Regions from separate parts of the Homo sapiens genome. Here region 1 is linked to region 2. A link is a loop called in an ENCODE intact Hi-C map of the cell type or tissue named here. Cell type or tissue: dorsolateral prefrontal cortex. All regions are shown on one strand. Links, peaks and the distances in the headings refer to the core of each region. The heading gives the core; the rest is flanking DNA. Region 1 has its middle 1.6 kb from the start of CCR9. Region 2 has its middle 20 kb from the start of SLC6A20.

What was found. A loop is a pair of places that touch in the nucleus more often than their neighbours do. Peaks named below come from ENCODE experiments on the same cell type or tissue, not always from the same donor. Only the 100,000 strongest peaks of a DNase experiment are listed, where the experiment ranks them.
Region 1: a loop joins it to region 2, with 10 times the contacts of the local background. A loop is called at or near these places in 2 of 110 quality-filtered maps.

What each region holds. Positions count from the first base shown.
Region 1 is chr3:45,883,480-45,886,389 of GRCh38, reverse strand. It overlaps a transcript of LZTFL1 not described here, the pseudogene SDHDP4 and a transcript of CCR9 not described here. Among named protein-coding and RNA genes, the nearest start is that of CCR9, 1.6 kb to the left of the region's middle. RefSeq lists a promoter at 1-831. In dorsolateral prefrontal cortex, for the core only: no CTCF peak of the experiment used is centred there; a DNase peak (open chromatin) is centred at 1,439; H3K27ac peaks cover 1,847 bases.
Region 2 is chr3:45,815,511-45,818,420 of GRCh38, reverse strand. No RefSeq gene overlaps it. Among named protein-coding and RNA genes, the nearest start is that of SLC6A20, 20 kb to the right of the region's middle. RefSeq lists an enhancer at 1-629. In dorsolateral prefrontal cortex, for the core only: no CTCF peak of the experiment used is centred there; no DNase peak of the experiment used is centred there; H3K27ac peaks cover 2,206 bases.

The sequences.
Region 1 (2,910 bases), core at 188-2,687, 68 kb before region 2:
TGAAAACTGCTGGGATAAGGGGAAACTGTCTCATCTGAAGACGCACATACAGACTGATGATCTAAGAGCAAATTCTCTTCCTAGACAGCACAGCTGCTTACAGGGAATGGGGAAATTGGAGGATCCCATCGAGAGAAGTCAGCCTTGTCAGGCTTGCCAGAGGTGCACACTGATGAGATTTCTTTAGGTGGTGTCACCTGAGCAGGCCTGTATCAGATTACCACCCAGTGGCAGATGTAGCACTATCCATCGCAACATACCTTTTCTGGCCTTGACAGACGTACCAGAACCCGGAGGGCTGTGCTATCCAACACAGTAGCTACTAGGCAGATGTGCCTATTTAAATTCAAATTAATTAAAATGCTAACTAGGGCCAGTGCAGTGGCTCACCTCTGTAGTCCCAGCACTCTGAGAGACTGAGGCGGGCAGATCACTAGGCAGAGCCTAGGAGTTCAAGAACAGCCTGGACAACATGGTGAAACCTCATCTCTACAAAACACACAAAAACAATTAGGCAGGCATGGTGGCCCATGCCTGTAGTCCCAGATACTCAGGGAAGCTGAGGTGGAAGGATCAGGAGGCAGAGGTTGTAGTGAGCCAAGATTGCACCACTGCACTCCACCCTGGGCAACAGACTGAGACCCTGTATCAAAAAAGAAAAATGTTTTAAGTGTTAACTAGTTTCTCAGTCATGCCAGGTACATTTCAAGTGCTCAATAGCCACATGCAGCTAGTGGCTATCCCAATGGACAATGCAGATACAGAACCTGTCCATCGTCGCCAACAGTGCTATTGAAAGGCACTGCTTTAGAAAGTCTGCCTGTGAGATGTAGCTAGGAACACATGGAGTGCTGGAAAGCCACAGACACCTTCAAATTGGGGCAAATCTAGTAAGGTTTTGCACATCAGATACATTAACAAAGATAATACAATAAATTGTATTAATTACAGGTGTTTTGGTAAAACTTTGAAAAAAGCTAAATATACAAAATATTGCATTTTTAATGAAGATCACAGACGAAGTCTTCCCATCCACTGCTACAGTGGGGACTTCAATCCTGATGTGATTAATGATTTCCTGTCATTGTTATGACAAAGATCCCTTTTATATATTTGTTCTGGGGGAAAATCATGACTACACTCTTGTGGATGTTAATTTCCACCTCTTGGTGTATTGATTGTCCCGAGGACTCAATGCCGCTCTGTCATGGCGTGGTACTCCCAGGCGCATGTCCCCTTCATCACCCTCAGTTCCCGTAGAGCAAAGGGATGCAGAAGGTGCACTTGGGTTTATTGTCTAAATGGAAAAAGGCCAACAAATAGGTCATCTGAAAGGTAGAGGGCATGCACAGTAAGAACGAAAGAGGTGTCTGATTCATCAGCCTTAAGGAACGGCGGTGCGAGGGAGCCGTGAAATTCCCTTCCCTCGGCGGGCGCTCATTGCAAATAAATGGTGTCTGAAACTATACATAGCTGAGAACCAGCCAGATGCTCTGGCATCTCACTCCTCCCTCTCACTTGGCAAATAAAGACACAAAAGGAACTGGTGCTAGAGGGAAGAAGATGTTCCCTTACTTGACTTTCTTGGCTGAATTTGTTTCTCCCCCGTGTTTGATTGCGTCCTTGGAAAGCTTGCAGCGAGGTGAGACACGCACTATTGCAATTGCCATGGGTGAGGAAAAGCCTGTGCTTCTCCCTTCTCTTGACTCAGGCTGTTTCCTCATCAGGTAAGAGCATACAAGGTAGACACTGCTTGCCCCTAGACGTTGGAGTGAGTCTCGGGGGAGGAAGGAAGGTGAGGCTGGCCGTCAGGGAAGAGGAGAAGGGGTAAATGCACCGGTGTGGGAAGATTCCCTCCTCTGCACGGGTCCCCGTGGTCCAGGTGAGGTGGGGAAGCTTAGGTAGGTTCTTCCATCCAGGTCTGGAAGAGCTGCTCTAGAGCACTCACATGCCCTCTCCTGGGATGCAGAGAGGATCATGAGGCTGGGGAGAAGGGAAGACGCAAGGAAGTCATAGAGAGAACTTCCGCTTTCTCAAAGGAGCTTGTGCAAATGTGACTCCCTTTGCTGCAATCTAGTTTAGGTCCATTCCTGAAAAAAGCCCTATCCTCTTGTTTTCTTTGCTGTGTTTCTTTCTTTGCAACTAGAATTCAGAGCTGGGTGACTATAAAAGGTTGCTGGTCCCCTTTTCTAAGGGCTATTTCTCTCTTGCATTCTCACCCTGCCAAAGGTGAGTTCTGGAGGACAGGGCACTATAAGCATACTCTGAGGGAAGAGATGGAGGTTCTCTAGAGGCTGAGTGCCCTCTGTGGTGCCCAAGGAGGCTGAGCTCTGTTCCTGCGAGCCCCAGTTGTCAGACCTGCTCAGATCTCAGGATTTCTTCAGGACCCAACCTACCCCAGAATGGCGTGGAGTGCAGCACATTCATTTGTCACTGAGCCACCTTTCTGGTTCCAAGGCTGCATCTGTCCACTGGACTAGTGAGAGGATTGTCAGTGTTTTGCTCCTGGGCCTGCTTCTAGCTGCTTAACTGAATCCTTGCTCTGTGATGGCCTACTCCGTGGCTGCAACTCTCACTCTTCATGGTCTTGGGGCCTTGGACAAGTTGTTCCTGACTGTGTTCATGGGGATGCATTGCAGAAAGCTGCCAAGGCAGGCCTTTTGGCACTTTCAGCTTTAGCCTTTTCTGGGCTTTGCTCTTTCAACTATCATGATGTGGGCATCTGCAAAGATACTGCCACATTGTAGAAGCGCTGACCTTTTTGACTTATACTTTGAAGAATTAATGCATGCCTCTTTGCCTTCACTTTGTCACGCCATTCAACTCACAATAAGGAAGAAATAACAGATAAATCCATTGGTGGACAGCCATCTTCTCTTAATCACCAGACTATTTTCAGAATTTAAGCTT
Region 2 (2,910 bases), core at 251-2,750:
CAAGGAATATTTGCATGCTTTCAATACTTACTCATCAAAGGGTCGACTCGACTTAGAAGAAATTACAAATCCTGCTTACCATTTTCAGCCCAGTATGCTCACGTGGCCAAGCCACAGCTGCCTTTAAATAGTAACAACTCTGAAAAAAAAAAGAACATCCCTGGACTGAGTGCCTGGAGCAGAGCCCGTCATTATGACTCAAGTATCACAGGTGCTCAATCCAAACACTTGTGAAATTGACTTCTGTTTCCTGGCCAAGTACTGCTTAAGCCATGAAAAACCTTAGTGGTTAGGTTGTAAAAGAAATCAGATATTACCTATAAAGTAATTTCCTAACACTAAAATTTCTCCATATAAATAACCCAAACTTCTTTAAAATCAGACATTAAAAACCTTTAATACAAAATATAATTTCCTGCCTTCTTAAGCAGTGAGTCATAAGCATAATCTTATCTTTTCCTGATGACTCAAAGTCATTATTACAAGTGTCAATTATTGTCCTGCACTGCAGTGCCCTCAGGGCTGCTGAGGTGTGGAGCTGTTTGCCCTTTTAATAAGTGATTTATAAGCACTGTTTTTTTAAACTGCTGCATCTACGTTTTATGGTTTATGCGTGTTCTTTCCTTTTAGGCTGGTAGCTAACATTGGTTTTGTTTGGTTTGCCAATCTCTTGCCATTTTCCAAGGTGGGCTTGGAAAATAAATGGAGCCATTTATTAGGATTGTACGTAGCTTCAGGATGAGGGCTTAAGGGACTCTGTGTGTGAAGAGCATAGGCTTTGTGGCATCTTTGCTGCTCCAAGACCTTTTTAGATTGCTTTATAAGAGAATGTTAGTCTTCCAGATTACCAGCTTTGTTTCAAATAGTTGGGGTTTCCAGGTAAATAATTTTGAATAAATGAGATTGTGAGCCTTTTATTTATTTCTCTTGCCTTATTGCACTGGCTAGGACCTCTAGTACAATGTTGAATAGAAAAGATAGCATCTTTGCTTCATGCCCAGTCTCAGGGAGAACACTTTAAATATTTCACCAATAAGAATAATGCTTGCAGGCTGGGCACAGTAGCTCACGCCTGTAATCCCAGCACTTTGGGAGGCCAAGATGGGCAAATTACCTGAAGTCAGGAGTTCAAGACCAGCCTGGTCAACATGGTAAAACTCCATCTCTACTAAAAATACAAAAAATTAGCCAGGCGTGGTGGTGCACGCCTGTAGTCCCAGCTACTCAGGACGCTGAGCAGGAGAATAGCTTGAACCTGGGAGGCAGACGTTGCAGTGAGCCGAGATCGCACCACTGCACTCCAGCCTGGGCAACAGAGCAAGACTGTTCTCAGAAAAAAAAAAAAAAAAAAAAAAGAATAATGCTTGCTATATTCGGTGTCAAATTAAGGAAGTTCTTTTTTATTCCTAGTTTGCTAGAAAAGCTTAAACTATAAATGGGTGTTGAATTTTGCCAAATGCCTTTTCTGCATCTGTTGAGATGATATAATTTTTCTCTTTTTTCTGTTAATGTTGTGAATGATATTTAATTTCTTACTGTTAAACTATCCTTAGAGGCCTGAAACATACTCCACTTGGTTGTTGCATCAGGTGCTGTAGAGAACGGTTCCATCCTGGCCCAGATGCTGTACAGGCAAGGGTTGAGCCACAGTTATTAATAGTCTAGGTCTTGGCAAAATGCCTCATGATTCTCCCAGAACAGGGAGGATGGGAAGCTTGTGAGGAGTTGCCCCGAGGCCAGCTCCTCTTGCCTCCCTGTCTTTCCTGCGAGGGTTTTGATGAGATTCTGAAGAGCTCAGAATAGACCTGCAGAATGCAAAACCACTTAGCTGCAGTCTAGGCTTGGCTCCCCAGCAACAAAGTATCCCACAACTCCTGTTGCAGTCATCCTGCCCCTTTTGAGTAGGTGTTGTCCTTTTTGGAGTGTGAGAGAAGGACCGAGGAACCTAGCACCTTTGGCTGACCCACTTCCTTTCCCTGTCTATGTAAGTAATCAACTGCCTGAAATTAAAAGCAGCTCATATCATTACCATCTGACTTGGCCTTGCCTTTGCTGCCACTGTGTGCAGATTATTCCTAATCTCCATTCAGGAATAAAGGGACTATGGCCCCAGCCACTGGAAGACCTGCTAGCAGCTGGCCCTTCATTGTCTGCCATTTGAGCACTGCCCAGCTGAAGAGAACCACCTTGCCCAAGTTTATGCTCCCTTTCAAGGTGGCTGCCTCCAGTAACAATCAATGGAGACATAACTCTCTCGCCTCAGTGTGGGACAGTGTCAAAGTGTGTCTCATCCTCAGAGCTCCCCACAGGGCTGACAGCCATGCCACTGGGCCTGCCCAGTCCTGCTGCCTTGACTTCCTTTACACCTGTTGGCCCCAAGGCTCCCTCCTGATCGACATCCTGCACACAATCTTGGCCTCAGAGTCTACTCCCCCTTATTTTGAGGTATAATTTACAAGGGTCCTGTTCTAAGACAGTGATGATATACTATCCTTTTCATATCTTGCTAGTTCCAGTTAGCCGATAAATTATTGAAGGTTTTTCCTGACTTTTTAATGATCGCCATTCTAACTGGTGTGAGATGGTATCTCATTGTGGTTTCGATTTGCATTTCTCTGATGGCCAGTGATGATGAGCATTTTTTTCATGTGTCTGTTGGCTGCATGAATGTCTTCTTTTGAAAAGTGTCTGTTCATATCCTTCACCCACTTTTTGATGGGGTTGTTTGTTTTTTCTTGCAAATTTGTTTGAGTTCTTTGTAGATTCTGGATATTAGCCCTTTGTCAGATGAGTAGATTACAAAAATTTTCTCCCATTTTGTAGGTTGCCAGTTCACTCTGATGGTAGTTTCTTTTGCTGTGCAGAAGCTCTTTAGTTTAATTAGATCCCATTTGTCAATTTTGGCTTTTG